Regions from separate parts of the Mus musculus genome. Here all the other regions are linked to region 3. Evidence: chromatin loops called from intact Hi-C (ENCODE). Cell type or tissue: left cerebral cortex. All regions are shown on one strand.

Evidence for each region. A loop is a pair of places that touch in the nucleus more often than their neighbours do. Peaks named below come from ENCODE experiments on the same cell type or tissue, not always from the same donor. Only the 100,000 strongest peaks of a DNase experiment are listed, where the experiment ranks them.
Region 1: a loop joins it to region 3, with 2.5 times the contacts of the local background. A loop is called at or near these places in 3 of 42 quality-filtered maps.
Region 2: it touches region 3 in a loop (2.5-fold over the local background); 3 of 42 quality-filtered maps call a loop at or near these places.

Annotation. Positions count from the first base shown.
Region 1 is chr15:39,675,342-39,683,341 of GRCm38, reverse strand. Rims2 (regulating synaptic membrane exocytosis 2) reads right to left here. Exons shown (of 27, transcript NM_053271.2): 24 at 3,982-4,094; 25 at 3,611-3,712; 26 at 2,214-2,353; 27 at 1-1,796. The coding sequence ends at 1,578. Among named protein-coding and RNA genes, the nearest start is that of Dcstamp, 67 kb to the left of the region's middle. In left cerebral cortex, a CTCF peak has its summit at 7,505 (motif pointing right); DNase peaks (open chromatin) are centred at 3,453 and 4,192; H3K27ac peaks cover 849 bases.
Region 2 is chr15:39,689,020-39,697,019 of GRCm38, reverse strand. No RefSeq gene overlaps it. Among named protein-coding and RNA genes, the nearest start is that of Dcstamp, 53 kb to the left of the region's middle. In left cerebral cortex, no CTCF peak of the experiment used is centred here; a DNase peak (open chromatin) is centred at 4,864; H3K27ac peaks cover 595 bases.
Region 3 is chr15:39,765,141-39,773,140 of GRCm38, reverse strand. It overlaps a transcript of Dpys not described here. Among named protein-coding and RNA genes, the nearest start is that of Dcstamp, 23 kb to the right of the region's middle. In left cerebral cortex, no CTCF peak of the experiment used is centred here; DNase peaks (open chromatin) are centred at 2,052, 3,596, 3,941 and 5,455; H3K27ac peaks cover 2,266 bases.

The DNA.
Region 1 (8,000 bases), 90 kb after region 3:
GAAATATAATTTGTGAAAAATTGAATTTTCCTACAGAAAAATGAATTAATAAACAGCCCTGTGTTTCAGGGTTCCACATGTTGAGCAGTGTTTCTATTCACATAGTAAATGGAAATCAGCTAAAGAAACTGCTTTACCAAATTAACAAACAAACAAAACCTAAGACCTACAAATAATACTTAACCCCCTGTATGACTAATGCTGGTGCTAAAAACAAATTTGTTGGACATTACAATGCCATGTGGTTTGAAAATTTTCTTGTAAACTGAATCTTTAAGGTGAAAAAAATTACCATGCACTGTACAATAAACTGCAACTGTTCAGATATCTTCTTTGTCAAATGCGCGCTGACTTGCTGTATGTCCCAAGTCATGTTGCAAAATCCTTCAACATGCTTGAAATAAAGAAAGCTCTCGGACAGATCTGAGAAATCTGTGAATTCAGATGCATCTATGGCTCTGAATCAAATCTGGGCTATAAGAGGGTCGGGTCAAAGACTTGTGGTGTTGAGTAAGACTCACTGAGGAGGGGAGAAAGGAAAGAAGAGGTTAAAAGTGGGAGAAGAAAAGTGAGACAGACAAGAGGAAGAAAGATGTGAAAAATTTGCACATATTGAACATCATAAGATCTGTATATTTAACATGGAAATAAATTGAATATATTATACTTATTGTCACATAAAGAGAATTTTAAGTATCTGCTAGAAAGTATTTTCATTTGTATTGTCTGCCAAAACACAGACTCTGATTAAAGAATAAGCACGGTGTGTCTTTGTACCACCCTGTTGCATTCTCTCCCATTGTAAAACCATGCACTAGTGAAATTTATTTTTAAAAATAATATAAATTGTTGAAAATGGCTGATTTTTATTCTTTTTTTTTTTTTTTTGCAAGTTGCAGCCCCGAGAAAATAATTTAAATATTCAGCTAATCTGTGTCCATGCAAAAAAAGTTTCTTTAATTTCATTCAGTACAGTGCAGTCACAGAATTTTGATTTTCAGAGTCCAGTACATCTCGGCATTAGTGAATGACATGCCTGCCTCCCTCCCGGAGCAGCCCCGGCGGCCGCTCTCCCTGCTGGAGCCCCTCCAGGAACGGTGGCTGACTCTGCTCCTGACCACTTCTTTGGTCTCTTGCTTTTCACCTGATGCTTGCTTCCTAGGTCTTTGCTCCTTGGCCTGTAATGTGTCTTAATGGCTGTAGAGCTCCATTTCTGTGGCATAACAGGGCTTTGGGGTCAGATAAATGAAGAAAATTGATAAAAATATAAAGGAGCCATTGAAAAGGGCTGACTGATTCTTTAAGATTAATCCATGGCTTCAGAATGGACCAAAACTCGAGTGTCATTGAACTCCAAACCTGATAGATAGTTCTTCACAGCTCTGCTCTTTCACCTGAGGGCCTTTGCTAGGGCACAATGTGTACGACTTCCTCTGAGAACACAGGACTGCTTGGTATCCCTAGACGTGGGCTCTGTAGACACAACATCAAGCATGCAGTGTTACCAGGGGCTTCCACCTGTGCGTTTTCTTCTGGTTTTTGTATCGCTGGTTGTTGTGACAACAGTTTTATAGTTGCTATGAACGAGAGTAAGAAGGTCCGGTAGAACTTTCCAGAGACGATTGGGAAGCTCTTCTTGTCAGAGGTGCCAAGGTTGGATCTACTAGGGAGGAAGGAGGGAAGAGTTTGAACCATCCAATCACCATGTTGGATAGTTCCAGTTCATCTAAGAGTATCTGGGCCACTCCCATAAAGGATTTGTGATCCATACGACCATAATCTCCCCAGACAATGATCTGTTGGCAGAAAACAAAAAAGTAATGTTACTATAGACATGCACATCACAGCAGAGAAACCAATCATAACTAAGACAGGAAAATGTGCTTAGCTAATAAGCTGCTGTCAAGGGTGTCTGATTAATGGCACTGCTGCCTTTAATTCCCAGAAGCCAGAGTGACATTAGGAAAACCGCATAATAGTGTAGGGCAAACTGAGCTGGAGTGTAACTCAGGTTCACGTGTCTGCGTCCTTGGTCTTTCCCTTTAAGGGGAACAGCAACAAGAACAGCTATACAGCACTGGCCACTGCCTTGCAGCTGACAGAGAATTTCAGCCATGACGAACGGGGAAGAAATTCACAGAAGAGATGCTAGACTTACAGTGTGGCTTCATGGCCACCCCTTTCTGTGTCAGAGGTCAGCCGTGAACACGTACCTGTAACACCCTCCCCTGGGGGCTCTCCTCGAAGGACAAGAGCTGCTGGTACAGGGGCTCCAGGGTCTTTCTCGCCACCTTGGTTTTCTTTTTGGCTATGCAGACTCCGTTGTCTAACAGATACACCTTGACATACGGTGCTTGGGAGAAAAGAACAGAGTGAGTGATGAGCAAGACTGTGAAGTACCCAGCACATAGAGGGCAAGCACAATGGCTTCATCTTCACTGAAGAGCTGGCAGCACTCAAGCCACTGGCATGCCTTCCACGTCAGAGCCACAATGGACAGTTGTCAGCCATTCAGTATTAAGTATATTGACATAGCCTGTGAGGGTCTTTTTTCTCTCCACAACTCCTTCTTGTAGAGATTTAAATGTGAATTAAATAAGGCAATATGCATCCACTTACAAACAAGATTCAAGAGCAATGTCTTAGTCTTTAAATTACCAATATTTGGATCTCATTAGACATGTTTGAAATGAGGAGGTTTTTTTTTTTTTTTTTCCACTACCCCACAGGGCTCCCTTACTATTCAAAGCATTTACTAACTGGTAATGGTGTGAGTCCAAGCAGGGATGGGCTCTGAGGTGATACATTCAGAAGGAGCTTGGAAATGCAGCTCACTAGGAATTCTATGCCTACAACCTTCTATGACAGACGCTGAGACATGACATGCGACATTCCCATGTCTCATGCTGTTCATTATGGTGAAGATGTCAACTACTCTCAGAATCTTTACAACGTAATTCTAAAGTGGTACAGTCAGAAACATAACTTTACTTCAAAATTCCTATAAGGATTGAGGAGTTGAGAGAGAAATGCATAATTATGTCAGTGTGGGCTTTGGGAACAGGGACACTTTCAGAATCCACATCTTTATGTGCTGGATCTCTCATGCACCAAGCTATGGCTCCGAGCACCTTGAATTATAATGATGCTTGAAACACGTGGCATCAAGTTATGCCAGAGCCTCTTACATACTGTAGGCCTGAACATTTGTCTTAGAGCAGCCAGCATTCATAGTCTATGGGCCTGTGTAGATCTAGTCTATTTTTATTTTAATTCCAGAACTTGAAGGATGCCTAAGGAAAAAAACTGAAGTTCTCAGTAAACCAAAGAATAACATAAAACAGCAGCTAACTGGAAACTACACTTGCAGCACACACTGTGACAATGTGCCTGAGCAAAGGCGGAGGCCTCCGCTGTGCATGTACTTGTACGCTCCCTTCCCCCTTGTCACTCACAGCTCCCTCAGAATGCTGGCAGACAGCTCAGCCCCCACGCACTGTGACAGCAGAGTTCTCTACTCACTTCTTGATTAAGAAGATCTCGGCAAAGAAAGGCACCATTTACACCAAACGACACAGACATAAGAATAACAGACTCTCTTCTGTTTTACCTGGCAGTGTCTTGGAACCTGGTTTTACCACAAGGCCGCGCGCCCGGATGATTTCTACCTCCAGCTGTCCCTTTTTATCCATCATTCCCACCTGAATGTCACCTGGTGGGCACATAGGAAAGAAAAACAGGATGTAGGAAGAATGCTTGTGCCAAAGAACTCTGGGTCAGACATTCTCCAGATATATTCTTATGTCCGAAGATGATCAGAAATCATTTCATTTTTACAAATGAAAAAACTGAGAACATTTACTGTTAAAACCTAAGACTCTTTTTTCTTGCTGGTAATCTTGTTAAAAGTAGCATGAAATTGAGGGAATGTGACTTTCAGTAATCTAAAGGACAGTGAAGTCATGTGACAGAAAGTCTTACCCATTGCAGGAGTAGCCAGGGTCTGGCGTCCCACTAGCTGAGCAGGGCCCAGGCCATCCAGGAAATCACTGAACTGGCTGTCAGAGGCCAGGCGGACCCCAGGGAAGATCAGACTGAAAGCAGAATGACACGTGGGGTTAAATCCTCAGCCTTCCTTGAGTTTTCTGCTGGCCTTGCTGATGTGGCAAGGCTAAGATGCCACTAATATTCACTGGACCCCAACATCCCACAGCACCTCCCACAGATCTCAGTCCATCTTACACTCTCTCGCCTTCCACGCCTGTCAGCAGAAGCACCTACTACACCATGTGGGCTTCTGGTTATGTGTCTTCTCTGGCTTCGTCTTGGGGGTGGGGACTTTTGTCATGGCATGCTTTGCCATGTTTAATCCTCTTAGCTACACTAAGAGACTCTACTACTTATCTTTTTATGGCTGAAAAAATCTGTATCATTCTCATCAGCATATAAACAGGCCCCCATGCCATCTTACAAAAAAACAAACAAACAAAAAAAAAACCCCAAAACAAACCCAACCCCTTCATGGATTGCACTCTCCTTCCCAGTCCACACCCCTTTCATTCCCTGAATCCTTGGAAAAGCCCTCACTTTTCTCTCTTCCAAAGTACCTCTATGCTTTAATCTCTGCCAGTTCTGCATTAAACACCACAGCTGCATCTTTTTACCTCATGTCTTTTGCATGTGTCTGAGTTGGATGTTTCACCCAACTGAGTGGTGTCTGTGTTGGTGCTGGCCAGCCTAGAGCATCTCTGGCTTAGCCCTCCTCTCTGGACCACACCCTTTCATTCCAACAGTTTAGCTGGCTAACAGGATATCTACTGGGCATAAGGTAACACCATCTCCCAATTGCTCAGCAGTAGGCTCGTCTTTATCTATTATGTCTTCTTCAAAGTTTAAATGTTGAAGCCCTAATCCATAGTGTGCCTAATCCATAGTTTTAAAAAGGGGCCACAGCATAGATAAACATAAACGAAGGTTAAATGAAGTCACAAGGGGTGGGGGTTGGGAAACAATGAAAGAGGAAGGAAGGGACACTGAGAACATGGTGTAAGAAGGTGGCCATGTGTAAAAGAGAATTTCTTGGAATCCAAATCTATTAATTTCTTGATCTTGAACTTTCAGCCTCTAAATTTTGGAAAAACAATATTTTTTAATTTTTAAGCCTATCGTAGTTTATTATGGTAGACCTAACAAATCAATGTCATGTATTTTACTACACACATCCACTGTATGAACAAATCTTACTTAGCCTACTGTCAAAAGAGATGCAGAATCTGATCTCACTAATGCTACATTCTGGTCCCTGTCACCATTATGTTTGTGGTACATTACTGTAACACCTACTGAATGGCCCACTCTTGTGCCTCTCAGCAGTAGTGAGTTGATGATATTAAAGGTCGGTCATTCCACTCACTGTAAAGTGAAGTTTTCTATGTTATAAAACACAAAAGCATTCAACCTCACCCCACACTGGTTCTCCTCATCTGTCTCACTCCCTCTCCCTCCCATGGGGCCACAACTCCCTGCTACGGGCAAACTCTTGCTCAGTGCTTGGCTTTGCTTCAGCTTGGAATGTTCTTCTCCAAACATAGCTGCCTTCCGATCATACTTACATTCCCTCCGTTCCCTTATGGAAAATCCTACCTTCATCCTCTCGCTTGTTTGTTTAAAAATGTCATTCTTAGTAAGTCCTGTTATAGTAGTTTAAATACTGTGGCTCAGACACAGATGAAATGCATGCATAGATCACATAAGTTCTTTATAAAGGTCAACAGGATGGCTCGGTGGGTAAAGGCTCTTGCCACCAAACCTGAAGGTTCAAGATTGATCTCCAAAGGTTCCATGGCCCAAGCTGAGAATGGATCCCAGCAACTTGTTCTCTGATCTGCACATGCACACCACAGCATGAAGGTACTCATTCCTCTCTCTGTCTCTCTCAGTAAATGTAATAAAAATTAAAAAGAAAGAAAGAAAGAAAGAAAGAAAGAAAGAAAGAAAGAAGGAAAGAAAGAAAGGAAGAAAGGAAGGAAGGAAGGAAGGAAGGAAGAAAGAAAGAAAGAAAGAAAGAAAGAAAGAAAGAAAGAAAGAGAGAGAGAAAAAGAAAGAAAGAAAAAAGCTAAGGAAGTAAGTGGGTTCATTTGTCCAGGGACGAAGGGATCTGAAGTCAGGTTTGGGAGGTACTTAGCTGAACCTCCCTCATTTATTTTCCTTGTCTTATTTTATCATCGACATTTATGTTATCTCATTTATTTTATTTTTTAAAATTATTTTTCTTATAATTTAATTTCTTGATGAGGTCTCCCTGGTCTCTTGGCCTGCATGGAGGTAGGGTTTGCCTGTTTTGTTTGGTGCCAGAGCTCCAGCTCTTCAGCAGAGCCTAGAGTATTGAAAACAACAGACTCCTGCCAGCCTTAGTGAGCCACCTTCACGGTAGGAGCATTATGTCATCTGCCCAAAAGTATATGTGCCAGAAGCCAAGAAGAGAACGTAGTCTCCTTGTGCTGACTTGGCTCCTGACTCTGAAGCCCACTGTCTTACATTCTGATCTGATTTGCTGGTATGACTCACACCCTCAACTCCCAGCACACCGTCTGGAAGGCTAAAAGGTAATATTTACTGTATGATAAAATTTACGTATCATTTCTTCAATATGATGGTAAACATCTGAGATGGAAGTCATACTTGAATATAAGCCTGCATGTGGAGACCATGAAATAGACATTTTTATAGCCCAGGCAATGGCTCATAAAGATCAGAGCTCAGAGCATGTTTATCTTTAATTTTCTTCCAGAAAGACCAAATTTCTTTAGTGCATCGCACAAGTGTGTCTCATGCGGGTGACTGAGCCACTGCCCTGCTAGCCTTTCACTCTTCTGGACTTCCTTGGAGGTTAGCAAATCTATTTCTTTCCCTTCTCCTCAAGTCTCAAAGATTCAGCCTGTTTATATGGCCCTATTTAAAAACTGCAGAAAAACTGTTCCCTTCCTTATATAATCATGTTGGAGAAAATACCATTGGGTTATGCAATTAATGATAAGCCAATATTTCCTATGGTTTGCATCTGTAAATTGGCTACACGTGTCTGGATGTTGAGCACTCCCATAGCGATGGCAGAGTGGGCCCTGAACCTCACCTCATGGTCCTCTCCCTATGGGTGCCCTTTGCACCTCACCTATAGATAACATGCTATTTGTTAGAGACAGGACTACCCCATGCTTGTGAACCTTTCCAAATGTCCTACAGCAGTGGATTCAAAGCAACGCTACATAGAAAAAGGCTTACCAACTTTTTGTTCCCATTGCCCTTTGAGTGTTGGTTTCACATAATTAAGATAAACTATATAACTTTCAGTACATAAACTAATTATGAATTAAGAATTCTAGGTTTTTCAATAGCATCTCTTCAACAGATCAAAGATTTTTTTACGTTAAGAATTGTTTTTATATTACTTTGTGTATGGGTATTTTGCCTGCATGTATTTCTGTGCAGCACGTGCATGCAGTGCCAGAAGAGACCAGAAGATGGCATCTAATCTAGAACTGTAGTTAGTTGGGAGCCCTAATATGGGTAATAAGGATGAAACCCACGCTTTGGGAGAGCCTCAGTCAGTGCTGTTAACCTCTAAGCCATGTCTCCAGGCTCCAGACCAAAGATTTAAAAATCCTAATCCTGGGGCTGGAGAGATGGCTCAGCGGTTAAGAGCACTGTTTGCTCTTCCAGAGATTCTGAGTTCAATTCCTAGTAACCACATGGTGGATCACAACCATCTGTAATGGGATCAATGCTCACTTCTAGTGTCTCTGAAGAGAGGTGATAGTGTACTCAGATACATAAGTAAATGAATAAATCTAAAAAAAATTAAAAAAAAAAACTAATACTGCCCACACAGTGTGTGGCATGTATGCTCATTGTTTCCGTGGCTTTATTTATTATTTTAAGCTAGGACAAACTATTTTATTTGTAGATAATGTTGAGAGCCTTATCTTAGCATCTTGTCATGG
Region 2 (8,000 bases), 76 kb after region 3:
CACAACTGGTTGTTATCATGTAGAAGAATGCGAATCGATCCATACTTATCTCCTTGTACTAAGGTCAAATCTAAGTGGATCAAGGAACTTCACATAAAACCAGAGACACTGAAACTTATAGAGGAGAAAGTGGGGAAAAGCCTTGAAGATATGGGCACAGGGGAAAAATTCCTGAACAGAACAGCAATGGCTTGTGCTGTAAGATCGAGAATTGACAAATGGGACCTAATGAAACTCCAAAGTTTCTGCAAGGCAAAAGACACTGTCTATAAGACAAAAAGACCACCAACAGACTGGGAAAGGATCTTTACCTATCCTAAATCAGATAGGGGACTAATATCCAACATATATAAAGAACTCAAGAAGGTGGACCTCAGAAAATCAAATAACCCCCTTAAAAAATGGGGCTCAGAACTGAACAAAGAATTCTCACCTGAGGAATACCGAATGGCAGAGAAGCACCTGAAAAAATGTTCAACATCCTTAATCATCAGGGAAATGCAAATCAAAACAACCCTGAGATTCCACCTCACACCAGTGAGAATGGCTAAGATCAAAAATTCAGGTGACAGCAGATGCTGGCGAGGATGTGGAGAAAGAGGAACACTCCTCCATTGTTGGTGGAATTGCAGGCTTGTACAACCACTCTGGAAATCAGTCTGGCGGTTCCTCAGAAAATTGGACATAGTACTACCGGAGGATCCAGCAATACCTCTCCTGGGCATATATCCAGAAGAAGCCCCAACTGGTAAGAAGGACACATGCTCCACTATGTTCATAGCAGCCTTATTTATAATAGCCAGAAACTGGAAAGAACCCAGATGCCCCTCAACAGAGGAATGGATACAGAAAATGTGGTACATCTACACAATGGAGTACTACTCAGCTATTAAAAAGAATGAATTTATGAAATTCCTAGCCAAATGGATGGACCTGGAGAGCATCATCCTGAGTGAGGTAACACAATCACAAAGGAACTCACACAATATGTACTCACTGATAAGTGGATACTAGCCCAAAACCTAGGATACCCACGATATAAGATACAATTTCCTAAACACATGAAACTCAAGAAAAATGAAGACTGAAGTGTGGACACTATGCCCCTCCTTAGAAGTGGGAACAAAACACCCATGGAAGGAGTTACAGAAACAAAGTTTGGAGCTGAGATGAAAGGATGGACCATGTAGAGACTGCCATATCCAGGGATCCACCCCATAATCAGCATCCAAACGCTGACACCATTGCATATACTAGCAAGATTTTATCGAAAGGACCCAGATGTAGCTGTCTCTTGTGAGACTATCCCGGGGCCTAGCAAACACAGAAGTGGATGCTCACAGTCAGCTAATGGATGGATCACAGGGCTCCCAATGGAGGAGCTAGAGAAAGTATCCAAGGAGCTAAAGGGATCTTCAACCCTATAGGTTGAAAAACATTATGAACTAACCAGTACCCCTGAGCTCTTGACTCTAGCTGCATATGTATCAAAAGATGGCCTAGTCGGCCATCACTGGAAAGAGAGGCCCATTGGACACGCAGACTTTGTGTGCCCCGGTACAGGGGAACGCCAGGGCCAAAGGGGGGGAGTGGGTGGGTAGGGGAGTGGGGGTGGGTGGGTAAGGGGGACTTTTGGTATAGCATTGGAAATGTAAATGAGCTAAATACCTAATAAAAAATGGAAAAAAAAAAAAAAAAAGCTGAAAGTCTATTTTTTCCAAAAAAAAAAAAATAAATTGTACATAAAGCAGAAATTAAAAGACCAATTTAAAGGCCAAAGTTAATCACTTATTGCCTGTAAAAAGACACAGTTTCAGTAAGGTGGCCCAGGCACGTTTTAAGTAGCAGGATGAAAGCACTGAGCCAGAAAGAGGATTTAAATACAACACTGAACAGATTTCCAGGCTAGGAACACATTGATAAATGGGTGCTTCATGATGACAGTTTAATTATCAGGAAGACATATATATCTATATATGTCTGTATATGTATATATGTATATAACAATAATGTATTTTACATAACAAATTCAGAGTGCATGTAAAAATGTATAGAGCTAAAGAAAGAAATGTTCACCTACAAACAACAGCTATAGACTTTAACACCTTCCTTTCAATAACTGATGGGATTATATAATCAATAAACACATACAGTTTTAACTAATGTGAATCAACTTGTCCTAACATCAATAATTAATAAAAAAGTGGTGGGTTTGACACTAATATAAATAAATAGGATGAAGCTGGTATTTACACAGTAACCACTTAACTGACATATGGGTTAGCCAGACAGCTGGTCCCTAAACATAAAGACAGCCTCGGCAGACACTGAAAGAACAAACTCTTAAAGTGTTCTTTCTGGACAAAATGGGATGAGCTAAAAACAAATGGCAGTATAATAAAATGTCCAAATATTTAAAGTTAATGTTCTGCATGGCTTGTAGTCACACAGCAAGCAGAGTGGGACCCTGGGCCTGAGGGATCTGAAGAGGGAAGATCTAATGTTTGGAGGGGGTTGGGTTGCCTCATGGTTTATATTAGACAAGAAAATATAAAATTTATGATTTAAGTTCTCACATTAAGAAACCATACAAAGAACCAATCAATTTCAAGGTAATTAAAAAGCAAAAAAATCAGCAAGGACAGAATCAATGTGCATAAAGCAACAGAGAAATAGAATGCATTTCTAGATTTGTATGTTGAAAAGATTAGCAAAATTGCAGACATCTAACAAGATGGATTAAGAAGGAAAAAATCACCATTATTGGGATTGAAAGAAAGATAACTTCAGATATCAAAGGAATGAGAAAAATATTACAAATACTTTCATGAAGATAAATTTGGAAACTTACATAAAATGACAAATTCCTTAAGAAATATAACCCAGGCAGACAGATTCAATAGTAGTTTTGTGTTTAAGCAATTTTATTTTCCAGTCAAAATATTTCCATAAAGAAAACCTAAGTTGCAAGTGGATTTAGTGCAGGATCTTACCAGACATTTAAGAAAGATATAATAATAGATGTAACCTGAGGCCGTAGCAGTCTGCTCCATCCTGAGCAGTTTGTCCAGCACTCGGACATCAACCCAACAAACACATTACCGAAGAAAGACTGAAGACCAGTCTCACTCATGACTCCAACGCAAGAGTCGAACAGTGCAGTACCAAACCGAATCCAGCCTTAGAGAAAGACGCTACTACCACAATCAAGCCATCTCCCTGGAGTATTCAAAGGGATGAACACCATTTGAATCAACCTACATTGTTCCTATATTAACAGAGCATCGTAGAAAACCCATAATCACTTCAGTAGAAGTAGAGAAGGCATTTGGCACAATTTAGCACCCATCTACTATTTTCTAAAAAGTCTCGTAGTAAGTATAAGAATAAAGGGATCTTAGGGCTGGAGATAATGGCTCAGTAGTTAAGAGCATTGACTCTTCTTCCAGAGGTTGCGAGGTCAGTTCCCACCAACCATATGGTGGCTCACAATCCATATCTAATGGCATCTGATTCCCTCTTCTCAGGTGCATGAAGACAGAATACACACACATACAAACACACATACACACATGCACATGGATAAATATTTTTTTAAAAAAGAGATCTTTAAGATGAAAAAATACCATGTATAAATAAATATCCTGCAACTGCTTTAAAACGTAGAGGTTAAATATCAAACCTCTGATATTAATAATTAATATGATATTGATATTTGAATAATTAATATTCAAGAAGTCTTGAGCAGTATCGTCAGAAAAGCTTCAAAAGCAGCTGCCCAGTGACTGGTACACTACGATTTCTCCTTTCCCTTTCCCTAGGATCTAAATATTAGAGCAAGGTCTACAGCTTCCATCTTATACTCAAGGTATCCATGAAGAAGAAACAAGTCATTTAATATTAAGCCATTTTCCTAGGATCTCTGCTACCCATGGTTTCATATAAATCATTCCTAACTGATATAGGACTAAATTGAGTCTCATGGTTGAGTGCTTTTTTATACCAGGAGGTGCCTCTCTGGCAGAGGGATTCTGTGTATCCCTATAGACCAGTCATTCCAACCAGATATGCACAAACAGTGAATGGAAGAAACTCAGCGCTTTTTTGCCACCTTCCTAAAGAAAACTAAGCAGTTCTTCCATGCCCTGTCTACTTGGTGGCTTACAGAGAGAACGCTGCATTGCTGGTATGGAAAAATAGAGTGATGTCTTCTTCACAGAGGCCCTCCTCAGTCTAGAATGGAGTCTTCAACACAATTACATTGTTAGGTCATGGCCATTAGCAGTATATTTTTTTTTGAAAAATATAATACAGAAACATGTTTCCTTATAGTATATTGCCCAGAATGACCATTATGAAGACTAGGAACATGGTGGAGGTAGGAAATGGCACATGCTCAGGTCTTTATCACATAGCTTCAAACAGTGGGCTCAAGGTCTAAATGACGTGTTACCCACTCAACAGATAAAAGCACTGTGTCACCTGGCTGAGCAGCCTGTTGATGCTTTGGTGTTTCTCGAATACAAGAGGATTAAGGAAAGAGTCAGTGATACGATTTAGTTAGACATTGTAGCTGTGATAGTGTTCCTGATGCTGCTTGACTGTCCTCCAACCTTCCCCACAGAGCGCCTGTGGCCCTGCTTTCTCTTGTGTCAGGTCATCTATGCCTGGGGTGACGCTGCTCTGGGCTTACAGAATCTGTTATCTTATAAGCCAGGATACTCCATTCAAGATTCACACAGTTCTTCAGGGATACTTTATAATGAATGGAAGTCTCCAGTGTTGCTTCTGTTTTCATTTTATCTCTGGTTCTCCCACGTTCACATGCTCACTTGCCTCTGAGACACATGGACCAAATTCTACATAGAAACCAGGTCAAGTTCTAGCTAAGGAGTGGGTTGGGCTATTTTCTCTTCTGATTCACTCTTTTCCATCTCTTTCTCTATTCCCATCTCCTCCTCATTGGTATCTTAAACACAGAAAGGACAGGATACAAAGCACAGAAACCATACAAAATTTTGGACTTCTGGCTTGAAGTATTTGGGATTGTTTTCCCAACAGTCTTTCGGTAGTGAGTTTGTACTTAAAAGTTTGACAGAATCATCAGTATTTTAAGCAGTCAGCACTTACCAACTTAGAATGTTCAGGATGAGTCAACCTCTTGTCTCTCCCTTCAACCATCAAGAGATGATTTTTTAGAGCCATGTCACAAACAATATCTACCTAAGTTTTGCATGCTGAGCTGACCTGCCGAGTTGTATAAGAAATCAAGAATAAGCGAGGCCACATGTCCTTTTGCATTTAATTTCTTCTGTTGTCTAATCAAAGTTGAGGATTCTGAGGAAGTGCCTTTAGTTTGTCAGGCAGGTTTCCTGCTGCCCTTCCATTCTTCACTACCCATCAAGGATCAAGTGGTACCTGGGTCAGGGTACCATGGTCTTCAGTTGTGCTGAAGACCTCAGGTGACAATGAGCTCACCTGTCTTAGTCACTGTTCTATTGTTGGGAAGAGATATCATGACCACAGCAACTCTTATAAAAGAAAACATTTATTTGGGGGGGTTGGCTTACAGTTTCAGAGATTTAATCCATTGCCATCATAGGAGGGGTGGGACATGGCAGCAGGCAGGCAGACATGGTACTGGAGTAGTAGCTGGAAACTATATCCTGTTCTGGAGATGGAGAGGGAGAGGGAAAGGGAGAGGGAGAGGGAGGTGGGGGAGGGAGAGAGGGAGAGTGGGAGAGAGGGAGAGGGAGAGAGGGAGAAACTGGGCTTGGTGTGGCCTCAAAGGCCATCATCCCCAGTGACACACTTCCTTCAATAGGGCCATGCCTGTCAATCCTTTGTATCTTTTCAAACAGTGCCACTTCTTAGTGACTAAGCGTTCAATAAATGAGCCCATGGCGACAATGCTTATTGAGACCACCACATTGCCCCAAAAGTCTTGCCCACAGAAGTGGCATGAGAGCCCTGGTTTTGTAGGTAAGAGTGGAGTAGAATCATGTCTATCTCTTACCTGGGAAATAACTAAGTTCGGTGAGGAGGAATGAGTATAGACCTCACAACGATTCTGAGACAGAGGTATCTCCCAGGACCTTTTCCTCCAATCTCGGATTCTCCACATTGCACGGGGTGAAACTTTCTGAGGACATTTTCGAAGCCTTGTTTAGATAGCTGTCAGCTTTCATTTGTAGGCTGTTTTCTAGGGAGGCCCCTGAGCTGTTCTGAGGCCTGGGATTCTTTACTGAGATGTTCCTTAAAGTTGACCCTGGGCAGTGGAATGGCCTCTGTAAGCAGACCTAGCAGAACCACCATCACACCTAGTAGGAGACACCCAACTGGAGCATTTAGTATTTAGAATACTTCCAAAGGACGACTTGTGCCTTAGATGGCCAGAGCAGCAAAGAACACCTGGTTTTTATTATAATCTAGTGATCATTGTTGTCCTGTGTGGCTCATATTTGATGTGACTCATTTCTGCCCATTCTTAATATACACTCTCATCTCTTTTCTGAGGGAGGGGCATGTCTCAGAGAATTATAGCATTGCTAAGCCTGAAATATACATACATACATACATACATACACACACACACACACACACACACACACACACACACACACACACACACACACATATATGGGCCATTTGAGTAGAATTTTTTTACCACAGGATAAAAACAAAGTCCACTTTGTGATACAGAAATCAGCCATGTCAGCACTTAAAAGAGTGTCTCTTTATTTTGTTTTCTGGTCAAGACATGAGGAATATGGTTGCTGTTGATTGTTAGGCAGGTGCCCCAGAGCTCTCCACTGATACCTGGAAACATCCCTGGCAGGATGGTAAAAACAGACAGTATGGAAGAATCGAGGTAAAAATGAAATTATCATTCTACTCCAATGAAAATAATAAGGAAAATCAGATAAATAAATCAGAATATAAAACTAATTTATATACAAAACCAAAGTAGTTTCATATTAGAGGTGCCACCAATGAAGTCATATTTTAACAAATAAATGTGGCAGGAGGAGGTTGGGCTGTTAGGTGCGGACAGACAGAAGCAGGGATGTACTCACAGGCAGAGTGGCAGAAGTTGGGAGGTCAGAGCCCAGAAACACAAAAGCTGCTGCAAGTAATGAGACTGAGCCTTGTAGTAGATCAGAACTGTCATGGAAGGGGCACAGCTTTTCTGCTATTCAGTGACAGGTTTGAAAAGACACTAATATGTTTTCCAATTCTCCCTTGCCTCTTGTTTACAAAAACAAAGCAGGAAGTCTTCAACCAGAAATGGTAAAGCGAAAGGACAAAAGGATGCTCCCAATAATGAGCTGTCAGTGCAGGTCCATCTCATGCTAACCCCACTTATGTACTCTAATGATATCTCAATAAAAACTCAGGGAGGTGCTATGATAATAAACAGCCATCACACAGAAGCACTCCATGTAATGTGAGGACCATTTAAAGGGAACTGTCCTATTCATAGTATATCTCAAACAAATCATTTCAGAACGGTCTTACTGAACTCTCTGTGGACAAAGTAGGACAGACCTAGCAGATTGTAATCAAGTGAAGTATCCTTACTGTGAAGGGAGTAAACCAACTTGTTGTCCAGAGACCTGGCTTTGGATCCTTCCAACTTATCTTCTCAGATAGGTGACGTTGATCATAGGATTTAATCTACCTGAACTATAGTTTTCATACTTGCAAAATATTTAAAATACCTTAGAAGGCAGTCTTAAGAATTAACTTAGGTCATATGTATTAATTAAAGTTTTTGGTAATTTATGGGTTATATGACAGTAGGTATTGATATCAATTAAAATTGTTACCAGGCTTTGATCTTGGCTCACTTTAGTCGACATTTCATCAAAGACATAAACAAAACCAGAGGATGCCCTTATCAGATTGCAGGAGACAGAAAGCTGGCAGTGTAGGCTGATGGCCTTGATGAGTCCTCAGACCTCACATAATTCAGGGTGCCTACCAGTCTTAGAATAGTC
Region 3 (8,000 bases):
TATTTGCAGCACCACTGGGGTATGAAAGCCTGGCATCCAATGCAGGGGCTACTGGAGAGCCAACCTAGTCCTGCTGTGAGCCTCTACCCTTCCCCACATGACTTCAACATGGTTGCTTGGAGTTGGCATTGCCCCCCCCCCCCCCCCCCCCGCCTCCCACGCCACCCTGCGCCTGCTCGGGAGGTGGGACTCCGGAAGTTGACTGTGCTGATCTCACATTGGTGAGGGGCAGGTATTGGACTATGAGAAGCTGCTGGACACCGCTCCGGGGGTCCCGGACCTGCTAGGAGGCTGCGGGCATCTGGTTCTCATGCTCTTGAACACCTAGATGCTGTTGGGAACCACAGAAGCGCTGAAAACAGGGGTGGGGGCTCTGGTGGGCTGGATCTAGCCCAGGGCCGAAGGGGAAAAGAAGGGAGCTCCGGTTAGGTTCCATGGGGAGGAGAGTCCTTGGCTTGGTCAGTGGGCGGCTTAGCTTGGTGGAGGCCATGGCTGGGAGCCCTGAGAGGCCTTCTGGGATAGATTAGCGGCCAGCTCTTTAGACCAAGGCCTGTTCCATTGCTTCCTCACAACAGGTCCTGATGAAAAGAGACAGTCCATGGTTCTAAGGCATTTATTGTCATGGCTGAGAGTGGCCAAGAGTAAACTGTACCCCACTTTCTCAGGGCAGGCTTGAGGTTAAATACTTTGTTGCAGGGAGGAATGTTTTAGTATCATTGGCTAAGCCTCCAGGCCTTTAGGTAGTTCATTAAAATGGAGATCTGTCTTCAGGCTATATGATCTGTAGTCACATCCTCTACCTGTGGAGAGGCTTGGGGCGTTGCCCTTATGTGACTGATGGCCACAGAATTATGGAGAGCTGCAACCATGTGTCAGGAGCCTGGTGTTAAGGAGTGTGGCAGGGTTATCCACTGCAGGGTCTCCAGGTTTCCAACCTAGCTCAACCAGAAATCAGGCTGCCTTTCATAGTCCTACAGTTGTTGTTGTTTTGTTTATAGAGAAAAGGGTCAGAGGACTGAGATGCTGTAGCAGAGATGGAAACAGAAAGTAGCAGGTGCTAGGAATGATGATAGTTGCCCCAAGGGAAGGAGACTTTCTGAGTGCTTCATCAATGTTACTGCTTGGGGTTTACACAAAACAGGCCGCCAACAAAGCTGCCCTCTAATGTGAGAAAATGAAAAAAATATATGGACCATCAACTGCTGTGGGGAGTCAGTCTCTAAGATGAGAAAGACAGGCCGATGGAGGTTTGTAGATGTCTGAAGGTCATTGCCACTGAAGCAGTTAGTATGAAGTTCTATAGCTACACAGAGCCAGTGGTAAATCGGATTCCAGGGCTTCTGTTATAGACTCATACCCTTTTAGTATCATAAGTCAAGAATGAGAAAAGGCAGACAGTTTCACCTAGAACTTCTAGATTTTGTAGAGTCCCATTTTCTCAACATACAAAATCTCCAAAAAACACTGGAGCAGAATCTACAAACTAAAGTTCATGCTCTGGGTTCTACTTTATTTTAAAACACAGTAAAATACAATTTTATTTCTAACATTAATAATTAGATGAGTTCCCATAATAACCTGCGTCTTTGAATGTTCTGGAAAAAGCCAGTGGCTCTGTAGGAAATGCAGTAGGAGCTTCCTCATCCTGCAGATGAGATATAAGTGGGCTGCCTCACACACCTGCCAGACTTTAGGTCACACTGTCAATTTGGCCTAGAGTTTGCAACCCCTGGGACCAGGGGTTGGGTGGGGAGACAGAGTAGAGGTCAGAACAGACTCTAGAGCCCCTGGCTGACAGTTGAGATTTTATATTACAGAGTGCAGGGAGGAAAGTGGGCAGAAGAACACAGAACAAGAAGAATGAGAAGAAAGCCAAGGTCACAGAAGCAAAAGGTCTTGTCGAAAATCCAGGGACAGAGTTTTCGTCTATTTCTGGATAAAAGAACAGGATGTGGGAACCAAAACTGTGGTCAGTTCTCTAATGCCACCCAGCACGATGACTTAGGCAAAGCATCCTCTTTCTATTTTTAACTAGATGGAGCTGCGTCAGAGGACCTTGCTGCTGACTAATCTTGTCAAAGCGTCTTTTTCTGAATTGCATAAATGCCATCTACACAGGCTGAGGAACATTGGAGACGAAAACTTTAAAGTCGGCTGCACACGGGACACACTATAAATAGTGTTCTGAAGAGGAGCAGGGTGTTCCGGGTCATGGCTCTCTGGAAGTTCTCTAGGATTTCATGGTTGAGCCACACAGACATGCAAGAAGTCATTCATTGGTTTAAGCTGAATTAATGGCCAGTGGGTTCCCCCCCCCTCATTCAACGAGGGCTGCCTTTGTAGTGTAGATGATAGAAAAATGTATGCATATTTTCCGGCAAAATTATTTTTCTACTTGTATACCCCTTCACTAGTAGTAGGCATTTCATTGGAGGAAAGCAGTCGAGAATGGTTGCAAAGAGCTTTATGGCAAGAGTTACATCCCAGCCAACAACAAGACTTTAGTGACAGCGGTGTGCTAGGTGGTTATGGGCTGTACCCTATCACAGTTCTTTGATGGGGGGGGGGATGGATATTGTGATATCTAGGCTCTACTGCATCTCCATCCCATCCCAATACTCAAGCTCACAGATAGGGAAAGCTCTTGGTGCAGCCTCGAGTGCCAGGGAAGAGACAGTGCCCAAACTCAGCTGCCCACAGCTACCCACTCACTGGAGTTGGTGTATAAATAAATGCCTTGACCCTTCAGTGCAGTTCCATAAGCTCTTCAACACAGAATGGGAGTGGGGGGGGCAAGTTCTGCCAAACGAGGACTTATAAGTGAGAGTAGGGTTTGTTTTGTGTGTGTGTGTGTGTGTGTGTGTGTGTGTGTAGCTGACTCTCTACCTCTTCCACACAGGCAATCAAAGACTGAAAGCGTTCAGAAAAAAACACAGTGCATCTATTTGTTTTGTTGTTATTGCTGTTGCTGTTATTAACTTCCTGAATAATATACATAGACACAAGCAACATACACGCTGCTTGTATTGCATGAGATATTATTATTAGCAATTTAAATAATTCCTTTAAGTAAAAGTGCTGAGTTCACTCAGAGAATGTTTAAGTAAATGACAGAGCAGAGCCTATATAAATAGGATAGAAAGAACAGTGGTCACACACAAGTTACTGAAGCTGGAGAAGCGTGGCATTGCAAGGGACTCACCTAGGGGACACCCAAATGAACCAGGAACATCTTGCATGGAGTTTGTTGGCTCTACTTTGAAAGCAAATTATTTCCTCCAAAGAAGCTATAGAGACTTGTGGTGTTCTGCCTTGGATCAGTCTTGAGGAATTCCTGGTCTAGGTCCTTCATCTCCTCATTCAATATACACACACAGACGCGTGCACACACATATATGTATACACATACACTCATATGTATCTATGCATATTTATACACACACATACGATGAGGTCTCATTCTTTAACCCTTGCTAGCCTGTGTAGACCAGGCTGGCCTTGAACCTGCAGCCATCTTCCTGCCTTTGTTTCCAAGTGCAGGAATCACAGACACACCCTAGCGCACCCAGCTGGCATGACGTGTTCTCCAGGAAGCTGTGTGCTATTGACAGGCTGACTACTAATTACTGTGGTAGATAAGCGAAGGAGTAAGACATATGTTCTCTATTCATAAGAATGTTAAAATCTAGCTGGAAAGCCAAGGTAAATTATTCACCCATGTGTGATGTATTATTAAAAACCACATATCTGAATACAGAGGAATGAGTCATTATCATAAATTGGGATAATCTGGAAAGTCTCCATTCATTTGCTTTTCAGAGATAGAAAAAAATCTATAGCTGTCGTGCTCTCTCTCTCTCTCTTTGTGTTTTGATCACTCAGGTTTCTGAAAGACAGCCAAGATGAAGTAGGAGGAAAGGAAGGTTTAGGCACCAGCTCTGCTTCAAGCTCATTAGGAACGGTTGATCCAAAGAGCCCAGTAGAGAAAACATGCTGATGTACTGTGCAGCAAAGACCTGCGTTCAAGTCTGCTTCTGGAACAAGCTTCTCTGTGCTTCAGTTTCCTCATTCCTAAAACTGCAATACCATCAGAAATTTGGTGAGATGTTACACTCAGTAATGTGCCCGACACCCAGCAAGGATAGTAAGACTTACTATGTTTTCTGGGAAGAGCTGATTTGAGCCAGGAGGGAGAAGGACTTGGGTCACCTCACAACAGCACCTGAATAATAAACTCATTCTCTAAATTCTGAGTTCAGCATTTTTTTAAAAAAATTCATTACATCAAGGATTTTGAAAGAATATGTATTTTCTTCAACATATTAATGCATCCATTTGCAACACACGGGGCCTTATTATTCCTGTATAAACACTTTTCTATGACGCTTTCCTTTTCAAAACAATTTCGATTGATTTCTTTCTCCTCTAATTAATATATCATGTTTACAGCCAGTGCACCGCTTGCTGTGGAGAAGCAAGACTTCAATTTTCAGGTCGTCTGCCACTGACACCACACTCTGGCTTTAAACTGTATGAAATTACACATGACATTTAGAACTGAATAACGGTTCCAATTGCCTCTGAAAAAGAACATTTCTTTTGACCTAATGTTATCTTCCCCCCCTTTCAGAAAATAAATCACACTAATACCCCAAGAGCTCCTGTTGTTCTTTATGTTTCACTGACCAACCATGAAAGAGGAAGCCAATCAAATGCCAAGACTCAGGCCACCTTTGAGGTTCTCTCCAGCGGACTGCTGTCTCCCTAGGATCCTAGGTTTGAAGAAGTAGCAGTTTCCTTGGAGATTATTGAGCTCGGCCCTTTGAGAGATGATCTCTGAGCCGGGGTGGGGTGGGGGGGATGGGGAGGTCACTTGTAAAGTCAGCCAGCTAGCTGGCATTTAAAACAAGGTGTTGGGGAAGATCTGGGAGCATCTCTGTTTCTAACTTAAAAGACTCTCCATGATACCATGTCCTGTGCCATCCACGGACTTCTCAAATGCCTTTCTGCACTATCAGGTGTTCAGTTACATCATGCAAGCTCAACACAGCCTACTGCTTGCTCTTCCAGTAAATGTTTACTGGAAGGCAAACTTGCTCATGCAGCCATTGTGATTATAATGACAAAGTCAAGTCATTGCACCGGAGACTGTATGAAGGCAAAGCCTCAACTATTTGCCACCTGGACTGTCACAGAGGTCTGCTGTCTCTCAGGCCTAGTCAAAAGTCCTTCTCCACTGTTTTTACTCTGTGTATCAGACTTATTGCCAGAAGTTGAAAAAAAGAGGGTAACAACTAGAGAGAAGAAAACCAGAGGGGCCTGCATTTATTTATTTAACTTGGAGGGGAGATGTTCACCAGCTTTTACACATGTCATCTCATTGAGTGTCTATGGGGCGGATTGCTATGTCTTAGCTATACATATGGAAGCAGGCTCAGAGAGACAAGCACTAAGCTGCTTACATTTATATCACTAATGCTTAGCACAGGGATTCGGATCCAGCTTTCCCCAGTCTAAAAATCTGTTCATTCTATCATACTGTGTAGTTTTACAAGGTTGCCTTCACCTTTACAGCAAATTTATCTATCATCCCCTAAATTTAACAAAAAAAAATGTAATCAAGTTTAATCATCTAAACAAAGATACATTTAGCAGCAAGTCATGTTTATTAAATGGATAAGAATAGACAAAATTGTCTATCCTCACGAATTCACACAAGTAAGCAATTGGACCACAGAGAGGGAGGCAGTGTATTGGTTGGCAGGCAATTAGCATTTTGTGTTATTGAAGAAATTCAATGGCTCATCAATAGTAGGTGGAAGTCCTATGTGTATAACCAGTTACACAGTTAATTACATAGACACCACGTAGATGCGCTTTTACTTAATCAACAATCCCTCTTCTCCAAGGCTTAGTAAAATTCTCCAGATGAGTGTGTACTGAGGTTGCTTAATCATCTCAATTATTCACTTCTTTAGAACATATATTCCCAGGGCATGAATGCAGGTTTGGAAATTTGGAATTTCCTTTTCCTTTTTTGCATATGCACTCACTCCTTTCTGTTGCTGCTGTTGGTGGTGGTGGTGGTGGTGTGTATGTGTGTGTGCACATGTACACACACACACACACACACACACACACACACACACACACGTAAAGGTCAGAGGACAGCTTTTAGGAGTTAGTTTTCTCCTTGCACCTTGTCAAGGCACTATCTCTCTTGTTTTTGTAGCCCTGCATACTCCATGATAGCTGGCCTGCAAGCTTCCACTGATTCTCCTGTCTCTGTCTCCCCTCTGGCCTAAGGAGTATGGGGGTTGCAAATGCAAGCCATCACATCTGGCTTTTATGGACTTAGGAGATCAAATTTAGATGACATGGCTGTCACCTCTGATCCTATGCTGGCAACTTTGACACTGAGCCAACTCTAAGATGGAAGAGCAAGTCAGCAAGGGCTGCATGTTTGTCTCTGTCCCCCAGAGACCTCCCTGGTTTCTCTGAATCTATCCTTTTCCATAAATAAATGTATGCCATGGTCAGAGAAGCATCATTCCTAGCCTTTGCTAATGAGCCTGGAAGATTTGAGGCAGCACACACCACACTGTATACTTCACCATCCACAAAAGCAGAGAGCACTCTGTTCTAACTTCACTGACTGTGTGACTAGCTGTAGTTTATTTATGCCATTGGATTTTTAACTTGTTTGCATTTGTACAAATTGGTCTACTGGCCAACTTAACTCTGATTTGTTCTCTAAGTATAAAGTGAGGTTCACAGACATTCAGAATTTAGATTAAAAAAAAAAAAAAGGCAGTTGTCTCCTGTATCGTGTTACCATCTTTCCTTCATGTCTAGCTTTTGAAAATGTCACTAAAACTATTATAGATGGGAGTCAAAAGGGAAATTGACCTCTGAACATGTGGAAGCTTAGTCTACTGTTGATTTGAATCTTATCTGTGCAGTGTAGGGCTATTTAAGGCTAAGATAACAGATTTTCAAATATGGGTATGTACCTACATTCACCCACCATTCATTTTACCAGCCAGCACCTCTGTCCTCTGTAATGTGAATAATTGACCTCAATGGTATTTGTTACTTATCTTTGAGTGAGACAGCTAGTTCTTACTAAGAATGAACTATGTGAGACACTTTGTCATAGGGGAATTAAAAACAAAAACTATCTGAGAGCTTCAAAACATCCTGCATGGTGATCTTGATTGATTAGGTCCTAATGAGAAAAGCAGCAGACCCAGAATTTGAGAAAGGAAAAAAATGTCTAACATCACAGGAAGAATCATGATGAGACTATTCCTACGAATTAGTTAAAATCACTATATCTGCAGTAACAATATAAATCTATAACAATAGTAAATATGGTGTCAGTGAGGACATCAAAAAGATTCCAATGCAGCACTGCCACCAAACTGGGATTTGACATGAGAAAGGACGATGTTGTCTCTGATGCAGTAGACGTTATAAGCCATCAGAACTAGGGAAGAAAGGCAACTGTGTGAAGTCACCCTCGCCAGCATCTTTCTGCCTCTACGAGATTAAGAAAGCACATTTCACAATAGATAACTCCAAGAATTCAACCCACTCTTCATTTCCATTTAAAGTGGACCAGCTACAGTTAAATAATCATGCCGGTAGTGGTGGCACATGCCTGTAGGATTTACTGAAAGAGACAGAGGCAGGAGGATAACGAGTTTGAGGCCAGCCTGGGCTACACATTTTAGCCGGGCAGTGGTGGTGCACGCCTTTAATCCCAGCACTTGGGAGGCAGAGGCAGGTGGATTTCTGAGTTCGAGGCCAGCCTGGCCTATAAAGTGAGTTCCAGGACAGTCAGGGCTATCCAGAGAAACCCTGTCTTGAAAAACAAACAAACAAACAAAACAAAAACAAAAACAAAAAATCAGATGTGTAACATAGACTGTAATGAGCAGGCCAAAGTCTGTTTTCAACATCAGAATTGTTCCTTGTGACAGCATCTCCTTCCCAGG